2 separate regions of the Homo sapiens genome follow, and region 2 is linked to region 1. Evidence: read pairs that join two places in POLR2A ChIA-PET (ENCODE). Cell type or tissue: MCF 10A. All regions are shown on one strand. Each heading gives the region's core, and the rest is flanking DNA. Links, peaks and the distances in the headings are about the cores only.

Region 1 (15,987 bases), core at 5,591-10,590:
CTTCTTCACCCCCTGCACCTTCCTTAACCTGCAGGGTTATCTTACTATACCATTTTCTCTCAAAGGATTGTAATGACCTTTGGCTATACCTTTTATTCTTCCTCCTCCTTATTTTTCTCCTCCTCCTCTTCTTCTTAAGTCCAACCCTTCTTGATTGTGGATATTTTTAAACCCTATTCTCTTAATAAGCATCTCTTTCTTTGATTTATTTTTATTCGTGCATACATTTATTTTATTAGGCATTCACCATTGGTTTAAGAAACATTTCAATGAATAAAATATAGGACTAGGTGCTGAAGGGAAAATGAAGATGAATAAGATGCATAATTTCTTCCCTCAAGCACCTTAAAGTATATGAAAGGACTTGGATTTACTCAGCTAAATGCCCAGTACTACAGGTTGGAGGGCCACTTGGGTGGTGGAATGTGGTTAAGGACTCAGGCTTTGAAGCTGGATAGATCTGGATACAAATTTTGCCTCCATCAGTTTCTAGTCATCTGATGTAAAGCAAATAATCTCCCTTCTCTAAATGTCAGTTTACTCTTCTGTCAAATGGTGATTGATATTCATGATACCTACCCATAGAAATGTTGTGAAGATTACATTATCTCATTGAATCCTCACAAGATTCCTATGAGATAGGTACTATCATTAATCCCATTCTACAGATGAGGAAATTTAGGCTTAGGGAGATTGTACTGTCTCTAAGTGGCAGACCTGAGATATGAACTCAGGCATTCTGACTCAAGAATCTGTGACCTCAACCACAAGACTACCTTACTTCTCTGGTCTCTTAGAGTCCAAGCTCTAGTCCTTAATGATACAAAACTGGAACCTAGTATTATTGTATTTGCAAAGCTTATCAGGCACTTGAGAGGCTGATTAACAAGCCAGAAGATCACTTTATTAATTCGCTGTTCAAGGGATGAGACTGTGCATCTGCACACAATACATTCTCTCCTGCAGATAAGGACATCAAAAAATAATGATAGCTACTATCACCTGGCTGTATGCTATGTGCAGGGCAATTTACACATACGGCTCATCTTATCTCACAACACTCTCAAGTTGATTTTATTAGTCCAGCTTCACAGATGGGAAGATTTTTAGAGTGCATAATAAAAACTCAACACATTTTAGCTGCTACTGGTATAATAATTATTACTAATAGTAATACTAGGAGCAGTAGTGATGATGTTAAGGATTTTTCCCAGTAGTTCCTACTGGTAAATATCAGAGGCAGGCTAGAAATGAACCCAGGTCTATCTGATTCCAGAGATCACATTTTTCATCATCAAACCTTACAAAAGTCTGGAGTCGAGGCAGCAGTAGACAAAGGGGACCAAATTTTCCCATGGAATATTTCATCTCGTCTGAATCGCTTCTATTCTAAAAAACTATGTCTAGCAAAGAACAAGCTTTGCTGGTAATCAGTGACATAATGATGGGATTCCTTGGATGACAGCAGATGAATATGGATGGAGTGATCCTGATGGATTCCTTTCTCAATCAACTATCCAAGTTTGACTGATTTGATGCCAGTCACATCACACTATGATTGAGTGGGTTAAAGCTTTCTTTTTTTTTTTTTTTTTTTTTTTTTGAGGCAGAGTCTAGCTTTGTCACCCAGGCTGGAGTGCAGTGGTGCCATCTTGGCTCACTGCAACCTCTTCCTCCTGGTTTCAAGCAATTCTCATGCCTCACCTCCCCAAGTAGCTGGGATTACAGGCATGCACCACCATGCCCAGCTAATTTTTGTATTTTTAGTAGAGATGGGGTTTCACCATGTTGGCCAGGCTGGTCTTGAACTCCTGGCCTCAAGCGATCCTCTCGCCTTGGCCTCCCAAATGGCTGGGATTATAGGCATGAACCACTGCACCTGGTATAAAGCTTTCTTTACAAGGCTTAAATCCAGAACTTTCCTTTATTGAAGGTGCCCTGATCCTCTTGCCTAGATGCAGAACATATTATTATTATTATTATTATTATTATTTTCATTAACTTTTATTTTAAGTTCTGGGATACATGTGCAGGATGTGCAGGTTTGTTACATAGGTAAACGTGTGCCATGGTGATTTGCTGCACAGATCAACCCATCACCTAGGTATTAAGCCCAGCCTCCACTAGCTACTCTTCTTGATGCTCTCCCTCCCCCCACTCCCCGACAGGCTCCAGCGTGTGTTGTTTCCCACCTCATGTGTCCATGTGTTCTCATCGCATAACATATTACTCTCTTATCTTATATTATTCTCTTCTCTTATCTGGATCTCTTATGCTGTCTCTTACAACGAGGTACTTCTTCAGAGGGCTCAGGTATGATGGGTATATGTGGGGTCTTACAGGAATCCTAATACTGACTCAGGTCCCTGTCTCTGGGTTGGAGGAGTATTTTGAGGAACACTTATTTCCATGTGAAGAGAGACTTCGTGATGGCAAAGTGGAAAGAGCTTCACAGTTGATTTTGAGGGGTTTGGGGCTTTATGGTGAGCCAGTGAATAAGCAGGAGAGGTGTAAGAGAACACTGGTGTTGGAGCTTCGCTATTAGGAAAATGATGGTAAGACAGCAGCAACTGAAAAGAGAGGAGCAGAAAGAAATAATTTCATGCTGCTTTTCTGGAGAAGAAGTAGACAGCTGATTGTAAGAGGACAAATAGGGAAGATGTGTTTTTCTCCCTTTGCATTGCAAAACAAATTTGATTTGCACAGTTAAAATATTTGGCTAAGTCATATATATATATAATATATATATATTTTATATATCCTTATGACTTTATACAAACGAATAGGGTTTTAGACATTTATGCACAAATATATAAATATTTACCAAAAATCTTTAAAGGATTAAACAAATTTTACCAATGCGATAGGAGAAAATTGAGAAGCAGATAAAAATAGACTTGAAAAATTTCAGCTAACCATAGTAATTAAGTTTAAAATGAGCTGAAAATGTGAAAATATAGGGAATGCATTTGAAAATTGTTTCTGAAGCAGCAAAACAAAACATTTAATATTATTCAGTAATGTGGCTGCATTCGGGTACAGATATACTTGGTATATGGGAATTTTAACATGTTTAAACTGATTTACTCTACTAGAAGAAGTCAATAATTCAATAGGACACATGGTTGTGACAGGCTGCTTTGATACGTTTAAAAGAAGTCATGAGCTTGGACATACAACCAAGTAAATGAGTGAAAACAGAGTGGAAAGCTGTGTTTTATAATCAGTGTCTGTGCTCCGACCACTGTAACACACCAGAAACAGCGCAACAAACAATAACAGAAACAAAATCAAAGCCAACTCACCATTTTCAGATCAGTATTTGAAACACAAGTTTCTCGAAACTTCTGGGTATTTGGAAATGTCGAGGAGCAAGGTGAAGGCCAATGAGGTAGTGTTGAGTGATGTGTGCATATGGAGAATAATGCAGGGGAATGGCTGTGCAAACAAGAGAGAAAGAGCAGAGGGCTCAGGGCAGAGACTTTGGAAACACCAACATCTCAGAGACAGGAGAAGAAAAATAAAGAATTGAGGCATTTCGACAGGTAGAGGAAATGGAAAGTACTGGAGAAGCCAAGGATTCTCTAGGTTCATCAGGAGGGCGTTTGGCAGCATTGGAAACTGGAGAATCACAGAGAATGGGGTCTGAAAGCATGTTGCTGGGTGTGGTCATTGGGGGTTATTAGAGCAACAGTCACGGAGATCAGTAAGCGTGAAGGATGTCAGGGGTGAGGTAAGTGGAAGGCGAGGCAGAGGGTACCTAAGAAGACATTGATGATGGAGGAGAGATAGACAGAAAGAGAGAGAGTGAAAGAGACAGAATACCTCTCATTTTGAATCTTGTAATCACGTTTTCCCTATAAGCTTTGGGAAGGCCGATATTTAGTGAGACAAAAAAAAAAAAGGTGTAGAGGATAGGAACAAATTACTGATATCCGAGAACCTTGAGGCCAGCATGGGCTGGCAAGCATGGAGGAGAAAGTCTCAAAGGCAGCACATTCAAACGTGTGTTCTGCAAAACACTTGTCTGCAGGATGTTAACACATGTTTGGTGAGCAGAGAACTGAGTCTGTCCTTTCTTACAAAATGGTTTGAGTCCTCTCTGTCCCACAGGAGAGGAATTCTCTGAGTCCATTGCCTGCATCCTGAACAGGGGACCAGCAGGTCTGTCCTTTGTATTTCCACTTCATTTCTGGTTTACTGAGGGTTTTGTGTGTGTATGTGTGTGTGTGTGTGTGTGTACGCGCTGGGCTATGCCTTTGTTATTTTCTTATATTTTGTCTGTCATTGCTGTGTATGAATGTGGTGCAGAGGGACATGTTCAAGATTGACCCAACTGTGCCTTTTGGGCCACAAGTTCTTGGCAGAATTCTTTCCTTTAGGACATTTTGCAGTTTTATGCTCTGTGACTGTCCAAGACGGGAACAACCCATGCTCTATTTCCCAAATTCATGTGACCATGGGAGTCCTCCTTCACCGGGCTCCTTCTGTTGCCTGTTCTGTGAATCACACTTTGGGAAGGTTATAAATGAGATGAAAATGACAGGAAGTTTCTTTAGAAAATGTATAAAATGTATTTGAATGAAGAGCGGGAGGAGGAACGGCTGCTCTGGGAGCCTCTTGTGGCTGAGTGTGCCAGGAACGGTAGGTACCTCTGAAAACAGGGAGAAAGTTTCAGCCCAGTGGTGCAGGGAGGCTGCCCGGGGGGATGTCAGCAATCTCATCCAGGAATAGAAGTGGAAGGAACTTTATTTTCTGTAAGGCCTTGGAACTGAGATTGCTCAGGGAAGGACATAGCCTAAGGAGGCCCTGTGGGTGAGGCTGGAAGAAGTCAACTCTAATAATGCTAAGTGGTTGCCGTCTGCCCTTTTACCAGGGAGACCCTGGGTTCTGCTTGTTGTAGTGGAGGCGCCCATGCACCCCTACACATTTGCCATGTTCCCAAGCTACTTTCAGAGAGGAGGGTGCCCAGGTGACAGTAGTGTATGCTCCTCATTCAGGGCCATGGTCTAGGGAAGAGAATTCTGCTTCTTCCTTGGATGGTGATAAAAACGGAGATGTTAGTGTGGATATTCATCAACTGACTCATGGAACAAATATTTACTGGGTTTTTACTGTGTGTTTGAGCACCCAGTAACCAGGAACGAGATGAAATTGACAGAAAGTGAACAAAAAAGCAGTCCTAGATCTTATAAACTTGGATTCTAGCAGAGGAGACAAATAACCCTACAGCTGAAATGAGTGGAATGAGATCCCTGGCACAGGAAGTTCAGGGAGATATGAGATGCCTAGGAAAGGCACCATCTCAGAGGGTAATTTAGGGTGGATGTGCTGGGGGGCAGGAGACTGCTGTCCAGGCTGAGGGCTGAAAGATGGATTAGACAGGTAAGGTGGAGGATGTATAAATTCCAGGCCCAGAAAAGAATATTTTCGAAGATCCAGAGGTGAGAGAAATGATACTCTGTTGAAGGAACTGAAAGACATTCAACATGGGTAAACATAGAGTCCTGGGTGAGAAGTCAGGGTGGGGATGGGAGAGTGAGAGAGACAAGGCCTAGGCAGGCACAGCCCAGATCACAGGCCAGAGATCTCAGCCCGCACAGCGAAACTACCAAGCTGGGCCTTGCTCTCGGAGGCTCTGATACTTTCTGCTTTCTTCCTACACTGATTTTGCCTGCTTTGTTCTCCTCTTCAGCTCCCTTTCACTTTCCCCACCCTTAAATCTGCCCTGCAGAGAGCTTGACTCATCCTGTAGGGACAGAGGGTTTGGGGGGTCACCCTGGGAGTGACCTTCCCACTGTGGTGGGAGGACAGCAGCCAGGTAGGTGGACCCTGTGCTGGGAAGTGATGGTCCTGGTTTGTAGGAGTCACCTGAGGCAGATGGCCTATCAGGAAGGTTTCACAAGGGTGGGGATCGTCCAGAGGACAGGTGAAACGTGGCAACAGGGAAACTAAGTGCAGACAACAGGAGGAAACAGACAGGTAGTCTGCTGGCTGTGGCAGGAGGGCTGGCCATTGGGACCATGGTACAGTGGGTCCTTCTTACTGGATCTGGGATCATAGGAATGAGAATCTCATAGAGGGAAAAGGGACACCAGCGAGTGTGACCTGAGGCTGAGTCATTTGAACTTGGGAACCCAGGGTGCTCCAAGCTTCTGGTTAAGGACAACCAGAGATTCTAACCCGGCCAAGCCTGGCAGTGGAGGTCAGGGGCCTCGCTCTGAAGAGAGAAGGAATCTAGGCCAGGGAGCCATGGAGGGCATTCATTTTTCTGCTTCCAACTCTCACCTCTTTATTGGATGCTGTCAGCCTTGACCTCTCCCCTGTTAGGCTTCTCTGCCTAGTGAACTCTCTCTCTTCCTTCTGCTCTCAGCCTGAATGTCTCCTCATTGAAGCCATTCCCAGTCCCCTAGCGAGGCCAGGGACCCCTTGCTGTGGGTTCCCATGCCTCTGGGGTTTCCCTCAGCACTGTCTGTAGAGTTATCAGAGCAGTTACTTCAGTCTGTCCTCACTAGGCAGGGAGCCCAATGAGGGGAGGGTCTGTCTATTCTGCTAATCATTATATTTCCACTGTCAGCACCCAACAGGAGCATGACAATATCTGCTGAAAGAATGAATAAATGAATATTTCCAAATGCCTGCAGGACTTCCGTGAGATGACTCTTACTGCCATTTCCACAGGCTCAAAAACAACTGTCCTTCTTTTTCATTCTGTGTGTGCATTTTATATCTAGGCTGTTGATTGGAATAGAAATAAAAAGGGCTGCGGATATGAAGACTGTATGTGAATACTTCAAAAACAGACCCGCGTTCCCCATGGCCCTCGGGTCGGGCTATGCTGCAAACATTAAATGTGCTTTGAAAACGGTCAGCTGCGCGAGTGAGGCAGAAAGGGGGCCTCGGCGCAGCTTTGTGGAAAGCTGCCTTTTGGTGCACACACACTGCCTACTGCCTGGGATTCTGACAGTCACGTAGTGCTCAGGTGGAGGTGACGCTAATGATCCAGGTGCCCTGTGCCATCACATTTGAGAAAAGTGATCTCCTTAATAAGGCAGTAAAGCGCCTCAGGATGAATGCCGCATTCAGGCCAGGGTGGGGAGCAGTTGACGGTGCTGGGAGAGCTCTTTGTTTCTCCCTGGCATGTGGCTGCACAGCCTTTGATGTTAGAATTTTGGCTCATTAATAACTAATTTACATTTCTCAGACAGCAAATTGTGATCTGACACAAATTTATAAAAGAACTCCAAATGGTGAAACTCTCTTATACAATGAGTCCTTTGTGGGCTTTTTAATTTTTTTCCCCCTAACTTAAGGAGTTTGTGATTAAAATTTTAATGCCATCATTGAAATCTCTTGGGCTACTTAAAAATAAAACACCATCTTATTTCCTTCCTCTCAGAGATCATGACAACTGGCTGTTCCTATGTGGATGCTGTAAGTGCTACAATTGCGTTTTCATCTGCTCTGAGCCTCAGATAAAATAGGATGTCCTTAGAGGGCCAGAGGAAAGCCCTGGCAAAGGAACTGGCAGTGATGGCAGGAAGGCGGAGGTGCTGGGCTCCTCAGCTTCTGCTTCTTCTTCTTCTTTTAAAAGAAACAGGTTCTCATTCTGTTGCCTAGGCTGGAGTGCAGAGGTGTGATTGTAGCTCACTGCAGCCTCAAACTCTTGGGCTCAAGCGGTCCTCCCGCTTCAACCTCCCAAGGAGCTGAGATTATAGGCACACACCACCATACCTAGATAATTTTTAAATTTTTTGTAGACAGAGGGTCTCACTACGTTGCCCAGGCTGGTCTCGAGCTCCTGGCCTCAAGAGATCCTTCTGCGTTGGCCACTGAAAGTGTTGGGATTACAGGTGTGAGCCACCAAGCCCCGCCTGTTCAGCTTCTTCATGCTTCTTTGCAGGTTACTGAGGTGGCAGATTTTGCATGAGCTCATCTCTTTGGTCTTTAGGAGTTCCAGGGGTGACTCTCACTTCTCCAGATGCCTAAAAGCCTGAATAGGTTATTTTGGCAACACAAGTGGGTGAATCAGAGCTACCAAGATAAGGGTTTTATAGATTTATATACATATATAATCTTTCTTCTTAGCTACATCTTGGAAGGCTGAATGCCTCAGGAAAAACATGATGCTTTTTCTGTGTTTTACCTCATGTTTCTTTGGGAGAATATAGAGGTCAAAGGAAGTTGCAAACTAGCTCTTAGAAGGCAAATCTAGGTACATCTTGATCTTCCACCTCCATCATTTATCTTTGCAAAAGACTCTGTCATCTTGTGTGTTGATGACTCACAGCTCGGTGGGGGAGGCAGGGCAGAGCTTCTCTCCCTGTGTGAGAAGGAGAAAATGCCATGTCTACCCAGCCACCTGAAAACACCTTCCCTGACAATAAAGGGAGGACTGTGCTCTAGGGAAAGACAGGACAGACCAGAAAAGTGGACCTGTTGGAAGCAGACAGCTGGCCGTGGGGAGAAAAGTGGGGTGGAGCCAGGGACACAAGACATTGGGTGGCTTGGCTGATTGCATCACGTCTGGCAAGAAGCTTGGTTCTACTGAGTTACTCTTTGCTTGGAGAAAATAGTTTAGGGAATAGCCATGGGCTTGTTGTGTGGAATGGAAACATACCCAGAATGAAAAGATTTTTAAATTGGCACCACTTGAGGTCAGATTTTAAATGGTCACACAGCATGAGCCAAATTGACTACATGCAGAGAAGCAACAAGCCACCCCGGTTGCTTATATTATTTTAATAACAGAAAGAATGCATTAGGAATTCCAGGCAAGACTTCCACCTGGACACAGTCCCAGATTCTAACTCATCTGTGCATGCCTTTTCAAATCAGCCTTTCACAAAGAGGCTGTTTTTCTCTGCAATCTCTTTCCTACCCATAAAGGAATCTGAGGTTCCTCCTTCCAGCTTCGGTTGTAGGAAGCAAGAACCCTGAGAGTGCTGCCTTGAGACAGGTGGCTCTGTGGAAGGCCACTAAGAAAACTGCCATGCAGTTCGGGGTGGCCTTAAATTCAAATAACAAAGCCTATCTCGGGAGGTGGCGTGAGGCATGCCTGGCCCCTTTCTCTGGCTTGGACTGGCTTGGACATGGTGGCTCCTGGAACCGAGAGAGGACTGAGTGTGGTAGTTGCTCCTGTCAGTCTCTGGGGTGGGGCCTGGGTGTCTCTGAGTGACGTTTGGCCTCCGCTAGCTCCACTCATGTGGCAGGAAGATGCCTGTAGCTCTTGCCGACCACTCTGAGCCACAAGGCAGGAAGGAAAACCGTGTGTGTGGCCTGATAATAATTAGGGTCCTTCCTTACACCTGGAACATTGCTGACACTGAAAAATGAATGCTGCTGTCATGCTTGTTAATTTTACCCTCTTGGGTCCTGAATGGCTCACTTAGCACTTGACTATTTTTCCAAGTCACAGAGACCAGACTAGATTTTTCTGGAAGGGAGTCAATTCTGTTCTCAGCCACAGATGGATCAAAAAGGAAAAATCTCATTGCTGTAAACATGTTGGAGCCTCCTGGCTGTGTTGTATTCACCTTCTTCAATCTGGGGGGAGTCTCTGGAGTCAGGTTAGGTTAGAGTCTTGACTCTACTAGCACTTGCCTCTAGTGAGCTTGGATTTGTTACTTAATATTCCTGAGCCATTTTTCCCTCATTTGTTGAAAAAAAATATAACAGTTGTTAAGAGGATTAATTGCAAAGTTCTTAGCACATGGCCTGGCACATAGGAGGTGCTCAAAGGGAGTATTGATGTAATTAAGAGACTTACCATGGAGTCAGGTTTAAGAAATCTCTGGAAGTGGAATCCTGGGAAGTGATGAAATGGGAATACCCTAAGTTGCTCCCCTGTGCCCACTTCTGGGGAGATGTCACCATTGTTATGGCACCCAAATTTCTGGGCAATTAGGGATCTGTGTTAGACCCAGATACCAACAGGAAGTGGCTCTTTCTGCTGATGGTGTTTATAACAAACCCCATGGACCAGCTCTCAAAAAGAGAACCCAGCCTCCTTAGCAAACTCAGCTGTGGAGTATAAGCTCCTCTAAGGGAAAAACCTCATTTGCTTTTGTGCACTACTTTGTCCTATGCAGAGTATGGCATATCATGGGGACTCATTTTGAGGTGAAGAAAGTGATGATGGAGGAGCACAGAGCTGAGGGCCCCATGTCGATTCCTGCGTCAAGCTGCAACTCATGTTGTGCCGAGCACAGTCAAGGGAAATGGAGCTTGCTATCACAGGATATTAATTTGGTTCTTGGGGACTTGCTTTGGGCAATTGCAGAGACACAAACTAAGATGGCTTTATTAATAGAAGAAAATGTCCTGGCACATAGACTGCTCAGGATGTAAAGAAATAAGAAACTGATCCAAGAAACAGCTGTATCTTAGCTACACTGGTTGAAGGTTATCACTAGTTTCTTAGGGGGAGAAAATTTAGGACCAGGTTCAATTGTCTAGAATATCTAGTGAAATAATAGACAATTCTCATTACAGAATACCAGTCCAGTCTTCTCAAAAAGTCTTATTGTCAATTTCATATGGGGTTCAGTTAAAGACTTCCTCCAGATACTACTGACTGTTAGAATCAAGGTTCTAGCCTGGTGTGGTGCCTCGTGCCTGTAGTTCCAGCTACTCTAGAGGCTAAGGTAGGAGGGTCACTTGAGCCCAGGAAGTTGAGACTGCAGTGAGCTATGAGTGAGTTACTGCACTCCAGCCTGGGTGACAGAGAAAGACCCCATCTCTAAAAAAAATAAATAAATAAGAACCAAGGATCTGATATTTGAGTGGGAAAAACTGAGTGTTAAAAACATTAATCCTGCTTAGGTGGGATACATGGTGCAGAGGACGTGATCTGCTCTTGGTAATAATACTGTATATTATATTTTTGGCTTTGTTAAACCATAGTCGCTTTGTTAAACCATAGTCACATCTCTACTTTCATTTTATCCTCACATTATGCATGAGAGGTTAGCAGGACAGAGAGAGTGACTAGTATTGTCCTAATTTTGTAGTTGAGAAATTCAGGTTACAGTTTACTTTACTAGGAAAGGGCAGATTCTGGGTTTAGTTGGAGCAAGAAACTTGAGTCCCCAGCTGCAGGGTTCTTTGTCTACATCCTGTTAAATCATGGTTTAAACTGCCCAGACTGAAGACCCTGCACCTTCAGTCATGTCATGGGTCATGCTTCTATCTTCCAGCCCAGGAGGGTGGCCTGGTGGGATAGATAATGACTGCTATAAGGAAGGGTCTGGGAGGGGCAATGACGTGGCAATGATGGGTGTACATGAAGATGAGGGGAGGGAAGAATTTTCAAACCATCCGTGCACAGCTGACTTTTGCTTAACCAGAAATCTCATCTTCCAGAAGAATTTGGATCATGGGAGCAGGTTTTGAAAGGGGATCACTCAGTTTAAGTGGTGTCTGTGAATAGCAAAAGCAGCAGCCGAGCCTTGTCCAGTCTGTTTGCCCAGCCAAATCCAAAGAATCTGGGAATGCGATGATGACAGAAGCCTTGGGTAATGACTGCAGCCATCACATATTTTGACTTTCATCAAATGACTAGTATGTCCAGACAGAGAGACCTTGCTGTCTGAACCATCTGGTCAGTCCTGGAAGGACTGGCCATCTGGGAGTCAGCACAGAGCTCTCAGTGAGGGCTTCTCCCTGCAGCTCTGGCCAGTGTCATGAGTCTGCTGAGGGTCAAGGGTGTGTTTCAAGTCTTGAGGCTTCCAGGAAGCTTATGGATGGTTTAAGCCTGGAATGAGTGGAGCCAGGTGGGGAATTTTTGCATGAGCTCTTTAAGAACATAGGGCATGAGTGGGCTGGGGTATGATGGGGGCAGAGTATGCTGAGGCTTTAGGTCACAGTTCATATTGCTGTCTTGTGGTAATGTGAAAGTGTTTTTAATCACATGTAAACTCCTTCACTTTGGCACGTGATAGATATTTGGACCTTGTGTTGCCATCAGTCTTGAACCTCCTTGGTGTTAGGGCTGCAGAAAGAGTCAGCACCTGGCCGGGGAGAGCCGTGTGCAGACACAGGAGGGCAGGGGCCTGCTGGCTGCTTATTTCTTTGTTCTCATTAAGCCCATCTGTGACTTTCAAGTAAGTCCTCTGTACAGTTATCCACCTACCCACCCCCCCTTCTTTCCCTGATGTGAAATTCAGGAGATGAACAGTAATGCCACTCTTTGATTTAGTGTCTTTGAAGCAAATCTAATAAGATATCAAATAAATGCAGCAGTTTATTATCTGAAGTGGATTTTACCCATTAGCTGAGGGTGGTGGTTGTTCTTTGTGTAAAACAACGAGGGCATTTTCCTGGATGCTGGGGTCCTTAAGGAGAGCTGGGGGACCCTCCTTTGCCCACTTTTTGTCTAGAGCTGTAACTTAGTAATGTGAACTCCAAGAATGCAGTAACAGAGGCTTCCCATTGTCTTGCTATCACATATATCAAGGTACTGCTCTGTTTCTGACAATCAGGTATTCCCAGATTTCTTGGGAAACCTGGAAGTCATTTATAGTGATTTCTGGAAAGATGTATTTCTCCATGCAACCATTATGGAGAACAGGTTGCGATAATGGAAGATGCTTCACTGCAAATCATAAAACTCCTGATGTGGAGGGCCCATGGGGTCAGTGTAGGCTTTGGACTCAGACAGACCAAGGAGAAAATCCTAGCTCTCCAACACTGTGACTGGGCAAGCTTTGGCTTTCTTGTCTATCAAATAAGGCTATAACAACTGCTTCATAAGGCAGTTGTGGGGATTAAATGAGGGACGGTCTATGCTGATACTTCTTAGATAAGCATCCCTAATCCCTCTAGTCCAGAAATGCCTCCTGAGTTCAGATCTGTGTCTCCACCGGGATGCCCATCCATGCATGTACCCAGCATATCCCAGTCCACACTCACTCTTTCTCTCCCTCACCCTCCAAACTACCCACTTCCTCCTCCATGTTCACGGTAGTGAAGGGTTTTATTATTCACATTGTCCAAGCCAGTAGCAAGTCACTCTCAAGTCTCCCCTCTCCCTCAACCTGGAAAATTCCATCAGTCACCAAATTCTGTGAATTCTGCTTCCCCTATATCATTGCTGTCTATTTCATCCTCCCCACCCAAGGCCACTCCCTTAATCCAGTTCACTTCTTGTCTGGGTTATTGCAAAATGTTCCATTTAAAAATTTATACTGCCACCAGAGTGAATTACCTGGTGTCACACATCTATTAAAAATCCTCACCATTTCCTTTGTGAACTTCAAGGGAACATTTAATTTCTTTGACCAGGGAGAACAGGCTCTCCATGAGCTGTGTGCTTCCCTTCTGTCCAGCTCCATTTGCCACCACTTCTGTGTTCTTACCCTCAGCTGACACCAACTGAAGTACTTCGTGTTCTGTAGGAGTGCCATGGTCTCCTGGACTTTCCTCCAAGATTATCTGTTCTCTCGGCTTGAAATATTTTCTACTCCCTGTTCACCTCATTTATTCCTACCTGCCATTGAAGCTTGAGTGTCAGTTCCTCTTGGAAGAGGATCTTGAACCCTACAGGCTTAGTTGGATTCCTCCTCTCTGTAACACCACCACTTCATGTACTTATGCATTTATGAGAGTTGATTTTTTTCTGGTCTGCCTTCACTTGAGGGCAAGAACTGTGCAGCTCGGCAAGATCAGGCCCTAGCACAAGCCAGGCGCTGGTGAACATGCAGTACATGTTTACAGAATGAGTGACGAGTATTGAAGGTGTCTCCTAAAGAGCCCGGCTCATGGGACGAGCTCAGTAAAACAATCTTCTCTCTGATTTTTCCACTAAATAGCTAGCTAACTTGGGTAAGACCTATCACCTCTCCAGGCCTCAAGTTTTTCATGTGAAATGAAATTCATAACTAATTTAACAAACATAAAATTTCAAAATCAATATAATATAAATCTGTAAATCAGTAAGAAATAAATGGAAAGTAATTTATAATAAAATTGCCTGTATTCCATAGGTAAAGGCGTGCCTATACAAAGGTACTGTGTTTTCTCAAATGTTACTTGTGTTTTTTATGTCAATTTTAAATATTTTTACCTATTATTCATTCTGACCCTAGTAATATTCTCCTTGCTTAGGAGATCTCTTGTTTCCGTACTTTCAATATTGAGAAATTGGTAAAGATTGTTTTACTGAGCTCCTTCTATGAGCCGGGCTCTTTAAGAGTCACCTTCAATACTCGTCACTCATTCCGTAAACAATGAGGCACAGGAGGTTAAATAATTGATCCATGGTCACAGATAGGACATGGGGGATCCTGGATTGGTTGGTCTTTTTTTTCTTTTTGAGACAGGATCTTGCTCTGTCACCCAGGCTGGAGTGCTGTGGCGTGATCTCAGCTCACTGTTACCTCCACTTCTCATAATAAAGTGGTCAGATACTTGCACATGCTTATAATGAATAACTTTGGTTTTCAGAGCAGTAAGACTAAGCTATGTTTATACTTTTTCTTTAAATTTGTCATTTGGAATAAGGGTGACATAAAAATATTTGTAAATTAAAATGGAATAACTTGGAACAAACAGCTGAAAGTGCAGACTGTTAAAGACGTTTTCGTATTGGTTATTCTCATATACCACGAGAGGCAATGCTGCTGGTAACGCAGTTTTCTAAATGAATGTCCAAAATGGTAGACAACTATTGGTAAAGTTTCAAGCAAGACATCACAATTGTCTTTGGATTTTCAGTGTACTTGCATTCCTAGAAAATTCAGTATTTACTAAAATAGTGCAAAAAAGTGCATTTATATATAGAATGAAGTTAGGCTGTAGGCTAAGTTAATCACAAAGAGGTTTTTCACCTACACGAATGTGTAGCATGTTAGAAAGTCATGCTGGAGGTAGCACAATTCTCTGTGGTGTGGGGCTACCCTGCACATTGCAGGATGGCTAGCATTTCCGGCCCTCCCACATTAAAGGGTAGTAGAGCCCCTTGCATCAATGAAACATAGAAAAATACCTACACAAACAAATTTCCAAAACACCTTCTACATGCTTTCTAGGGAACTAGATGAGCTGTAACGGGTTGTACGGTGATGAAATGCTGTCTAAATATCCCTATTCTATGGAAAAAAGTGTACTTCACCCAAATTGTCTAAAGCTAATTATTCTAAAGTGAATTTGCTCCCTGTAATTAACAATTTGTAGCATTAGGAGGAAAGTCACTAACTTTAAATTGGGAAAGAATTAAATGTTAAATGAATATACAAAGGTAAACAATTTTATGATCTTTGAGATATGGGTTGCGTTTTCTCAAATGTTACTTGTCTTTTTTATGTCAGTTTTAAATATTTTTACCTATTATTCATTCTGACCCTAGTAATATTCTCCTTGCTTAGGAGATCTCTTGTTTCCATACTTCCAATATTAAGAAATTTACTCTCTTCTCCTGCATTCTTACCATTTATAATTACAACATCATCTGACACCAGTTAAGTTAGGATTGTTTGATGATCATTGGTTGTTTGACCACTGTGCCTTGAACCCATTTCTGATTTAGTCTTTATACCACCTAGCTGGGATTATTTTTTTCAATTCTGTCTCCACTACTAGTGGGAACTTCTTTACCAAATTTATTATTGTCTGCCTTAAAAGCAGGAGTCATATGCTATTCATCTTATTATCTCCAGAGCATACCCCAATTATCATCTACTAGCAGGTACTCAATTAACATTTGTTGAATGAATGAATGAATGTAGCATGTGATGTGCTTCAGCCTGCAAATCTCATAAATATAAGATTCGAGGTCCAAACTCATCATTTCTGATTACTTGAAATTCTGCAATATTGAGTCTATTTAAAAGGAGCATAAATGCTGAGGTGAGGGAGAAAGGGAGGGTTGTTGTTAATAGAGTTTCAGATTTGCAAGATGAAAAAGTTCTGGGGATCAGTTTCACAACAATGTGAATATACTTAACGCTACTGAACTGCACACTTAAAAATGGCTAAGATGGTAAAGTT
Region 2 (10,493 bases), core at 1-5,000, 61 kb before region 1:
CGTGCCTTACTTTTAAGGTCAAGTGTTACCCAATTAGAGTAAGTTTATATATATATTTTATTATACTTTAAGTTCTAGGGTACATGTGCACAACGTGCAGGTTTGTTACATAGGTATACATGTGCCGTGTTGGTGTGCTGCACCCATTAACTCGTCATTTACATTAGGTATATCTCCTAATGCTATCCCTCCCCCTTCCTCCCACCCCACAACAGTCCCCGGTGTGTGATGTTCCTCTTCCTGTGTCCAGTGTTCTCATTGTTCAATTCCCACCTATGAGTGAGAACATGCGGTGTTTGGTTTTTTTGTCCTTGCGATAGTTTGCTGGGAATGATGGTTTCTAGCTTCATCCATGTCCCTAAAAAGGACATGAACTCATCATTTTTTTTAGACGCATGCACACGTATGTTTATTGTGGCACTACTCACAATAGCAAAGACTTGGAACCAACCCAAATGTCCAACAATGATAGACTGGATTAAGAAAATATGGCACATATACTCCATGAAATACTGTGCAACCATAAAAAATGATGAGTTTTTTTTTTTAATCAATGGAAAACATAGTAAGTCATTGAAAGAAATAATACATGTGGAATCAAAGGTTATCTGTACTTGAGTAAACCATAGAATCTGTAATTCAAATGGAATGACCCATTAACTGTATGTAAAGGAAGTTGGAGGTTAAAGTACCTGGAATGTTCAATTTGAGACTTTTTACTTTATTTTATTTTGGAGATGGAGTCTCGCTCTGTCACCCAGGCTGGAGTGCAGTGGCGCCATCTTGGCTCACTGCAACACCCACCTCCTGGGTTCAAGCAATTCTCCTTCCTCAGCCTCCCAAGTAGCTGGGACTACAGGCACACACCGCCACACATGGCTACTTTTTTGTATTTTAGTAGAAACAGGATTTCACCATGTTGCCCAAGCTGGTCTCGAACTCCTGAGCTCAGGCAATCCGCCCACCTCGGCCTCCCAAAGTGCTAGGATTATAGGCATGAGCCACTGCGCCTGGCCTTATTGTATTTTTGAGACAGAGTCTCGCTCTATCACCCAGGCTGGAGTGCAGTGGTGCAACCGCAGCTCACTGCAGCCTTGACCTCCGGGGTCCAATCAATCCTCCTACCTCAGCCTCCCTAGCAGCTGGGGTTACAGGTGTGCACCACCATGTGTGGCTAATTTTTGTATTTTTTATAGAGATTGGGTTTTGCCATGTTGCCCAGGTTAGTCTCGAACTCTTGGGCTTAAGTGGTGCACCTGCCTCTGCCTCTTAAAGTGCTGGGATTATAGGCATGTGCCACTGCGCCCAGCTGGGCCGGGTCATTGCATTTTAGAAATCTCCTCCACCATGTCCTTCACCCTCTGCATCTTTTCCTTGATGGGCAATGCCAATCTTCTTATAGGAGAATGGCACAGAGTGATTTCTTGTCAGGTTTAGAGGTGATTTGGACCTTTCTGTTGGCTTCAGAATTACCCCTGGATCTGTAAAACAACACAATCAAGCACCAGGTTGAGGCTGCTGATTAGTGAGATCGATGATGTGATTGAAAGCATTAAGATAAGTAGGATTAAAAAAAATTCAGGTATTCATTTCAAGGCTACATAATCAAGGTACAATTAAAACAGAAGTTGGGAACTGAAAGTAAAGATGCCAAATAAATCACATTTTGACCCTCAACTCCCACCAGTGACTTTTTATGTCTCAGTCTCCAAGAGAAACTGATGATCACCTCCCTGGGGTGGGCTGCTGAGACCCGCCCCACACCCTCCCATCCCTGCCCCACCTCTGCTGGGGTGGGCTCGATGGTGGAGCAAGGCAGCTTCCTTCTTGTCTCTGCCACCTTCGCTGTAAGGGCTTGTGCCTGGCTCTGATTTTTTTCTGGTTGTGTTGATCTACTTGTCTTCTCTCCAGCATAGGGCTATGGTTCCTCTCTTTGACCAAAAATTGGCTTTTGTCCTTACTGTCTTTTTTTTTTTTAATTCCTTTTTTTTGGAGACAGTTTTCACAAGTGCATTTATTAAACATGTCTTCTTTTATAAATTGACAGGTAAAATGATATATATTTATCATGTACAACATGTTTTACAATATGTATACATTGTGGAATGGCTAAATTGATTTAATTAACATTTGCATTACCTCTCATACTTCTTTGTGGTGAGAACACTTAAAATCTATTCTCTTGGCAATTTTCAAGAATTCAATATATTGTTAGTAACTATAGTCACATGCTGTACCATAGGTCTCTTGAACTTACTCCTCCTGTCTGAAATTTTGTATTCTTTGGTTGACTTTGCTCCAGCCCTCCTTGCAGCCAGCCCCTGGTAGCCATCATTCTTTTCTCTGCTTCTGTGGGTGAGCCAGTCTCCGAGTCTGCACTTGGGATCTCTTGTCTGGATGTTGCCCGGTGACTTGCACTGACCTCTGGTCCCCATGCCACTTACCTGCTTCCAGCCTCAGCTGTGTCCCAGCCTGTCAGTGTCTGTGTGCTCCTTGGTTTCAGTGTGTTCCTGACCCTGGTTTGCTTAGACTTTCCCATCCCTACCTCTTACCTCATCCCTTTTTACATGTGGCTGTCTCTGGGTGATGCCCCGACATGCCCAGCCACTCACCCCCAGCTCTCCTCACGGGACACTGCTGGCTGTCTGCTTATCAGGCATGCCACAGAAAAACACTGGGCTAGAGTCAGACTCAAGCATAGACTTTCTACTTGCTAGTTGTATCATCTTAAGTCACTTGGTCACTTTCAGTCTGTGTTTCCTCACAGATGTATAACGTATAATGTATAAATGTATAAATGTTTATAAATTATTGTTTCTTTTGTGTCCCATCCTAAGAAATCTTTGCCCACCCAAGGTTGCAAATGTGTTTTGCAAGTGTATTTTCTTTTAAAAGCTTTATTTTTCTTTACATTTAGGTCTATAATTTATTTTCGAGTTAATAGTTGGATATCATATGTGTGCGGTAGGAGAAAACAAACTGATTTCTCCTGTTATATTATCAATACTCAACAGAGAAGACGTCTGTCAACAGATATGTGGGGATTTTCCCCACACATTAATTTACTTCTCTGGTGGACACCAACTGGGTGTCCTACAATTCTGACACTACCTGGAGTTAGAGTCAGATCCCGCAGATTAAGTGTTGAGTCCCCAAACCCTGACACCTCTCTACCCACCTTCCCATGGCAACTGCAGGTCCAGGCCTCTGGTAGTTCCTTTATTTTATTTTTTTATTTTATTTATTTTTGTGAGACGGCATCTCATTTACTCTGTTGCCCAGGAGGAAGTGCAGTGGCGCGATCTCAGCTCACTGCAACCTCCACCTCCTGGGTTCAAGTGATTCTCGTGCCTCAGCCTCCCTTAATAGCTGGGACTACAAGTGTGCACCACCATGCCCAGATAATTTTTGTATTTTTAGTAGAGACGGGGTTTCACCATGTTGGCCCGGCTGGTCCTGAACTCCTGGCCTCCAGTGATCCGCCCACCTCAACCTCCCAAAGTGCTGGGATTACAGGTGTGAGCCACCCCGACCGACCCCAAGGCCTCTGGTACTTCTGACCACTGGCTATAAACTGGGGTGCCCATGACCCCCTTCCTCAGGTTCAGTCATTTGCTAGAATGACTCATAGAACTCAGGGGACCGCTTTACTTACTATTGCTGTTTTATTACAAAGGATGTTTTAAAGGATGTAGATGAACATCCAGATGAGGATATGCAAAGGGTTGGGAAGGGTCCAGGGTACAGGAGCTTCTGTCCATGTTGTTGAGGTGCACTACTATTCTGGCACGTAGATGTGTTCTTGTTCACCAACCTGGAAGCTCTCTGAACCCCATAGTTCAGGGCTTTTAATGGAGGCTTCATCACATAGGCATGACCTATTATTAACTCAGTCTCCCCTTCCTGGAAGAGGAGAGGTGGGGCTGGAAGTTTCAAGCTTCTAATTGTGGCTTGGTCTTTCTGGTGACCAGCCCCCATCCAGGAACCCACCAAGAGTTGCCTCATTAGAACAAAAGACACTCCTACCACCCAGGAAATTCCAAAAGATTAAGATCTCTGTGTCAGGAACCAAGGTCAAAGATCAAAATGAGAAAAAAAGCTGCACCTAGCACCCCTATTGCTCAGGAAATTACAAGGGTTTTAGAATCTTTGTGGCAGGAACTGGGGAGGAAGACCAAAATATACTTATTTCTTAATAAAAATCACAATATCAGAATGTGAGATCAAGGTCGAAGTTTATCATTAGCCGTTAAGGAAATAACCACAATGAGATATTACTACACACCTATAAGAATAGATACAATGAAAAAGACTTACCATACTGGTTGTAGATAAAGGTTTAGAGGAACTGGAACCTCATGCCCTCCTTGTGAAAAATGTAAAATGGTACAACTACTTTGGTAAACAATTTGGTAGTTTCTTCAAAAGTTAAACATATACTTACCATATGACAGCCACTTCACTTCTAGGTGTCTAAAGAATTGAAAGCATATATCCCTACAGAGACTTGGACACAAATATTTATAGCTGCTCTATTTGTAAAAGCCCCAAACTGGAAATAACTCAAATGTCCATCCATAGGAAAACGGATAAATAAATTGTGTCATCTCCATACAATGGAATACGATTAAGCAACGACATAGATAAATCTCAAAATAATTATGGTGCATCAAAGGACACAAATACTATATATTTCCATTTATATAAAATTCTGGAAAATGCAAACTAATCATTAGTAACTGTTAGATATGAGTTCTAAATTTCTTTTCATAGAATTAATATGTCAGTGTGTTCAATTCTTTGCCTTTTACTTTTAAAAGTAACTTCCTCGTAAAGCAACCCTTTTCGATTTCCTACTCCACCCTGACTCATTCCGATCACCTGCTCCGCCCTGACTCATTCAGATTACCTGCTACCTGCTCTGCCCTGACTCATTCTCCATCCTGCATAACCATTTTTTTTCCCTCCAAAGCACTCACCCCATCATTCTCTTTAAATTAGCCAATCGGAATTAGTTTAGCCTGTGCGGTCTAACCCTAGCCAGTAAGGGAACGACACCGCAGCAGGAGCCACGTGCGTCAGGGATAAGAACCCCTTTCCCTCCCTTGTCCAGGTGTGTGCTCACCATTGCTGCATCTGTAGGGCGCATCCTTCTGTAGAAGTACCTTGCCTTGTTGAGAATTAAAAGAAAATTTTATATTCGAGTGCTATTTCTTTTGCGGCACTGAAACTTTATATACAACAGTAACAGAAAGCAGATGGGTGGTTGCACAGAGATGGGGGTAGGGAAAACATGGCATGATTATGAAGAAGCAGGAGGAGAGTTTGTGGGGTTGTGAATAATTTCACTGAGAATGGGTGATGGTTTCACAGGAGTATACATGTATAAAGATGTATCAAATTATATACCTAAATATGTACAGTTTATTGTACATCAATTATACCTCACTAAAGCTTCTAATGTTGGTGCAAATATCCACCAATGTTTAAAAAAAAAAGAGAGAGAAAAGGATTACAAGGCCCCGGAGAAGTAATGTTATAGGACCAAGAGGTCCGTATGCCCACTGCACAGTAACAGACTTATCACACTGAGACAGCAGAGATGCAGCAGAGAAAGAGTTTAATGAAATGATCATAGATTGCTGAGCGAGGACACAGGAGGTGAACCTCAAATCCATCTCCTCAAGGAGTTCTGGGCTAGGGTTTTTAAAGATTCATGGAGGGCAGGGGCTGGAAAATTGGGTTTGTTGATTGCTCGGGTCAAGGGGGATGAAATCATCAGGATGTGGAAACTTTGTTCTTCTGTGAGTTAGCTTCTCTTGGGGTTGCTTGGACCAGTGGAGTCTGTGGGGTTCTTCAGACCCACTGACGTAGTAGTTTCATCAGTGCATAAGACCTGAAAGAATGTCTCAAAGGGAAAACTTTCATGATGTTCAAGTTGCTATCTTTAGAAGAGTTAAGGGGAACTGTAATCTTGTAACAGGGTCTTGTATGATTCTAGGACAACAGGCACCAAACAACCATAGTTTTAGGAAGCAGGTCAGAGAGTAAGTTGACTTAATGATTCATGTTAAGGGTGCTGCAAACTTGGTTTATTTTTGTTTCTCCCCCACCCTTCTGCCCTGATTAATCTTATAAAGCTTATGGGGTGGTTTCAGTAATGCCCAGGAAACTGAACTGATAGCTGTAATCTGCTCTAGAAATGTACATTGTCATTATTATCTATACCACATAGACTAGGAAAGTTTCCTCCAAGGGAACCAGATGCAGTTTCTGAGTGTCCTTAGACTTTAATTTTCCCAACCCTGCCCAGTGGAAAATGTCAAATGTCAAGCTATAACACCCAGCACTGGCCTGATTGCATGAGGACATCCAGACCCTTGAGGCTTTCTTTCAGGGCTTGACCCATCCCAGACCCTCATCCCTGCCCCTCACTCTCAACAAATGACAACATAGTGCCTAAAAGTGCACAGTCTTGCTTTCAACCAGAATAGGAGTTCTCAACCTGGTTGTATGTGGGAATTCACTGGGGAGTTTTTGGGAAATGCTGATGCTTGGGTCCCATAGCTAGAAATTCCCATCCAGTTGATCTATATTTTTAAAGCTGTCCGGATGGTTCTGAAGTGCAGCTGGGGTTGAGAAGCACTGAGGTGGAGCCTGGACCCTCTTCGCTCACCTGTCCACCCCTGTGGCCAGGTTAGCTTGGCTCCTCTGCATCTCAAACTTTCTATTCAACTAGTGATGGAAAGCAGTCCAGTAGAACTGGGTATGATAGCAATAGTAATTGACATTCAAATAGCATTTGGTTTTTTCCCAAAGGGCTTCCATGGGCATTTTCTTATTGAGTCTCATGGGTAACCTGAGAAATAAGACAGGATCATTTAACACTTATTGCCCTTTACCTAATTAATTGTAAGTGCAGTAAATGGTCATTTTAGAATATTTTAAGGAACAAATACTGAAATCTATGAAGAGAAAAAAAAAATCTATAATCCAATCTCTCAGAGAAAACCAGTATTAACATTTGGTTTCTTTTAATGAAGATACAATATATGCACTTAATTTTTTAAAAACAACATTGGCACAAGCTGTACCAGTGTTTTGTAACTTGTTTTTTTTCATTTAATACATTTTAATCATTTCCCCATATTCTTTTTTCTTTTTCTTTTCTTTTCTTTTTTTTTTTTTTGAGACAGTCTTCCTCTGTCACCAGGCTGGAGTACAGTGGCCCAATCTTGGCTCACTGCAACCTCTCCCTCCTGAGTTCAAGAGATTCTTGTGCATTAGCCTCCTGAGTAGCTGAGACTATAGGCAGGCACCACCATGCCCAGCTAAATTTTTGTATTTTTAGTAGAGTTAGGGTCTCGCTATGTTGGCCAGGCTGGTCTTGAACTCCTGGCCTGAAGTGATCTGCCCACCTCAGCCTCCCAAAGCGCTGGGATTACAGGCGTGAGCCACTGTACCTGGCCCATTTCCCCATATTCTTAAATATGCTTTGAGAATAATATTCTTATTTTCTAGTACATTGCATGGAAACACCATGATTTTTTTTAACCATTTCCTACTGTTTAGCAGCTTGTTTCCATGTTTTCTGTATGAAAAATAACCATGCCCTTTTGTGAAGTAACTAGAACTCTCATACTCCTCCAGTGGGGATATAAATTCATACAACTATGTTAGAAAATGTTTGACATTATCTACTAATGTGGAATGTGTGCAAACCCTATGACTCAGCAATTCTCCTCTCAGGTGTGTACCCATAAAAATGTGTACATATGTTCAACAAAAGACAGGTGCAAGAGTTTTCACAGTGGCAATAATTTTGGCCCTAACTGGAGGCAACATAAATACCCATTAACAATAGAATGAATAAGTTAACTGTGGCATATTCATGCAATGGAATACAATGTAGCAATGAGAATTAACTAACTACAGTGACATGTAACAATATGGATGACTCTCCCAAACGTCACTGAGTGAGAAAAGGGATACACAAAGAATATAAACAAAGGCAGACACCATTAATCCATCCTCTTAGGAATTAGGGTAGGGGTTACCCCCTGGGGAATGGGGCAACAGGGGGTTTCCTTCTTGATTTGGTTGGAGATTCAACTGAACATGTTCGCTTTATGAAAACTCATTGAGTATATTTTCTGTATGTTTACTTCAATAAAGTCAACTAAAATCTCACTATATTCTTATACATAAACTTTTTTGTTGTCGTTGTGGCTCTGTCACCCAGGCTGGAGTGCACTGGTGAGATCTTAGCTCATGGCAACCTCCACTTCCCAGGCTCAAGCAATCCTCCTACCTCAGCCTCCTGGGTAGCTGGGACTGTAGGCACATGCCACCACACCTGGCTAAGTGTTTGTACTTTTTGGAGAGATGGAGTTTCCTGGGCATCATGATGCCCAGGCTGGTCTCAAACTCCTGGGCTCAAGCAATCTACCCGCCTTAGCTTCCCAAAGTACTGGCATTACTGGTGTGAGCCATTGTGCCTGACCATACATAAACTTTCAAGACAACTGTTGTTGCCTTGTCCTTTTGTCTGGCGAAAATGTGGCTTTGAGAATTGTTATGGGCTGACTTGTGTGTTCCCAAAATTCATATATTGAAACTCTCATCCCCTGTGGCTCAGGATGTGACTGTGTTTGGAAATCGAACCTTGGAGGAGGTAATTAAGTTAACATACGGTTATTAGGGTGGGCCCTAGTTTCACGGGACAGAGACACACATAGAGAAAAGGATGACTGTGTGAAAACACAGTGAGAAGGTGGCCACCTCCAAATCAAAGAGGAAGGTCTCTGAAAAAACCCAACCTGCTGAACCTGAATCTTGGACATCCAGCCTCCAGGATTGTGAGAAAATAAATTTCTGTTGTTTAAGTCATCTCATCTGTGGTATTTTGTAATGGTAGCCCTAGAAAACCAACAAAAATTGAGGAAATTTTGTTCAACATTGTACATGGAATAAGCAGCTGAGCAGGACTTGAATATCTGCCATCTGACTTCAAATTCTACAGTATTGCCACTGCCCCCAGTGTTTTATCTTTCTATGAGAAATTGATGGTGGTGCCATGAGGCAGCAAAGGAGAGTGCCATCTCCATGGATCAACCACTGCTCTAAAGAGGACATGTGTGGCTGGGCATGGGGGCTCACACATATAATCCCAGCACCTTGGGAGGCTGAGGTGGGCAGATCACCTGAGGTCAGAAGTTTGAGCCTGACCAACATGGAGAAACCCCGTCTCTACTAAAAATACAAAATTAGCTGTGTGCGGTGGTGCATGCCTGTAATCCCAGCTACTCGGGAGGCTGAGGCAGGAGAATCACTTGAACCTGGGAGGCAGAGGTTGCAGTGAGCTGAGATCGCGCCATTGCATTCCAGCCTGGGCAACAAGAGTGAAACTCCATCTCAAAAAAAAAAAAAAAAAAGGACACGTGTGTGAGGACCCAGGCCACTTTACAAAAAAAAAACAAAGCATCCTTTCCTTTGCTTGCTGGGGTGTGATGGGTTTGATAACTGTCGTATTCAGAGAAGGAGACTTGCTGGAGAAAGAAAATTTCTCTTCCCCAAAACTTACAACTTTTCAGTGAGCAGTAGTGTTTAGTAATTAATTATCACTGGTTGTTACAAGTCATGCCAGTTTTCTGAAACATCCTGGGAAATGTCTATGGGTGATAGTAATGCTATTTCCTGTTCCTCTTGTTACTTGCATCCTCACAGATTTGGACTTCTGGGAGCTGAAATATTTTGTTTTTACATTTATCTGTTCCCAGCAATATTATAATGTTCTCAGTTTAAGGGCTTACATATTAGGGCTTCCTCTGGATGTTAAAACATCTGTTTCTAACTCTCAAGAGAAAGGAAAAACACCCAACTTTTAATTATAAATACAACAAAATAAAATGTATGTGGACCAGACCACCTTCTGGAATTCTCCTGATAAACAGGTAGATTAAAGGGATGTGAAAGAGATTTGGAGTATAAGCAAGGAAAATTATCCCCTGAGGTCTTAATTTATTCTACTTTGGAGGATGTACTCAATTTTCTTTCAGTTCAGCAAAATTAGTTGAGAATCTATTCCTTTTTGGATATCGTTTCGCAAACAGCATGGAGGAAGTAGTCTTTTCTGTTACAAATGTATGAGCTTGTATGGATAAGTAGATAAGTGGCTCCACCTCTGATTTACACAGTTTACTGCCTTCAGAGAGTTTTCAGGATGTGACATAGGAAGGAAGAACCCAGGAGGGGACTGGTGGGTTTCCTGAGTTGAGAAGACAGACTGCTGAAATGTTTCCAGGCAGACCATGGCAGCTAGAGTTCAGAGGGCAGAGCACAAGAGACGAGATTGCTGCATAGAAAGAGAACTCCAGAGATCTGCAGAGGGTCCTGCTTGAGGATTCAGGTGAGTGTGGACAAGTTATATGCATATGAGGAAGTGCACCTGAAGTTAGGGAAAGAACCATGGAAGAGGATTAGAGAAAACAATG

What was found. Peaks named below come from ENCODE experiments on the same cell type or tissue, not always from the same donor. Only the 100,000 strongest peaks of a DNase experiment are listed, where the experiment ranks them.
Region 2: POLR2A ChIA-PET joins it to region 1 with 12 read pairs; 3 of 35 experiments call an interaction of 5 or more read pairs at or near these places.

What each region holds. Positions count from the first base shown.
Region 1 is chr13:40,264,911-40,280,897 of GRCh38, reverse strand. No RefSeq gene overlaps it. Among named protein-coding and RNA genes, the nearest start is that of LINC00548, 52 kb to the right of the region's middle. In MCF 10A, for the core only: no CTCF peak of the experiment used is centred there; DNase peaks (open chromatin) are centred at 7,997, 8,297 and 8,787.
Region 2 is chr13:40,325,534-40,336,026 of GRCh38, reverse strand. No RefSeq gene overlaps it. Among named protein-coding and RNA genes, the nearest start is that of LINC00548, 110 kb to the right of the region's middle. In MCF 10A, for the core only: no CTCF peak of the experiment used is centred there; DNase peaks (open chromatin) are centred at 2,586 and 4,896.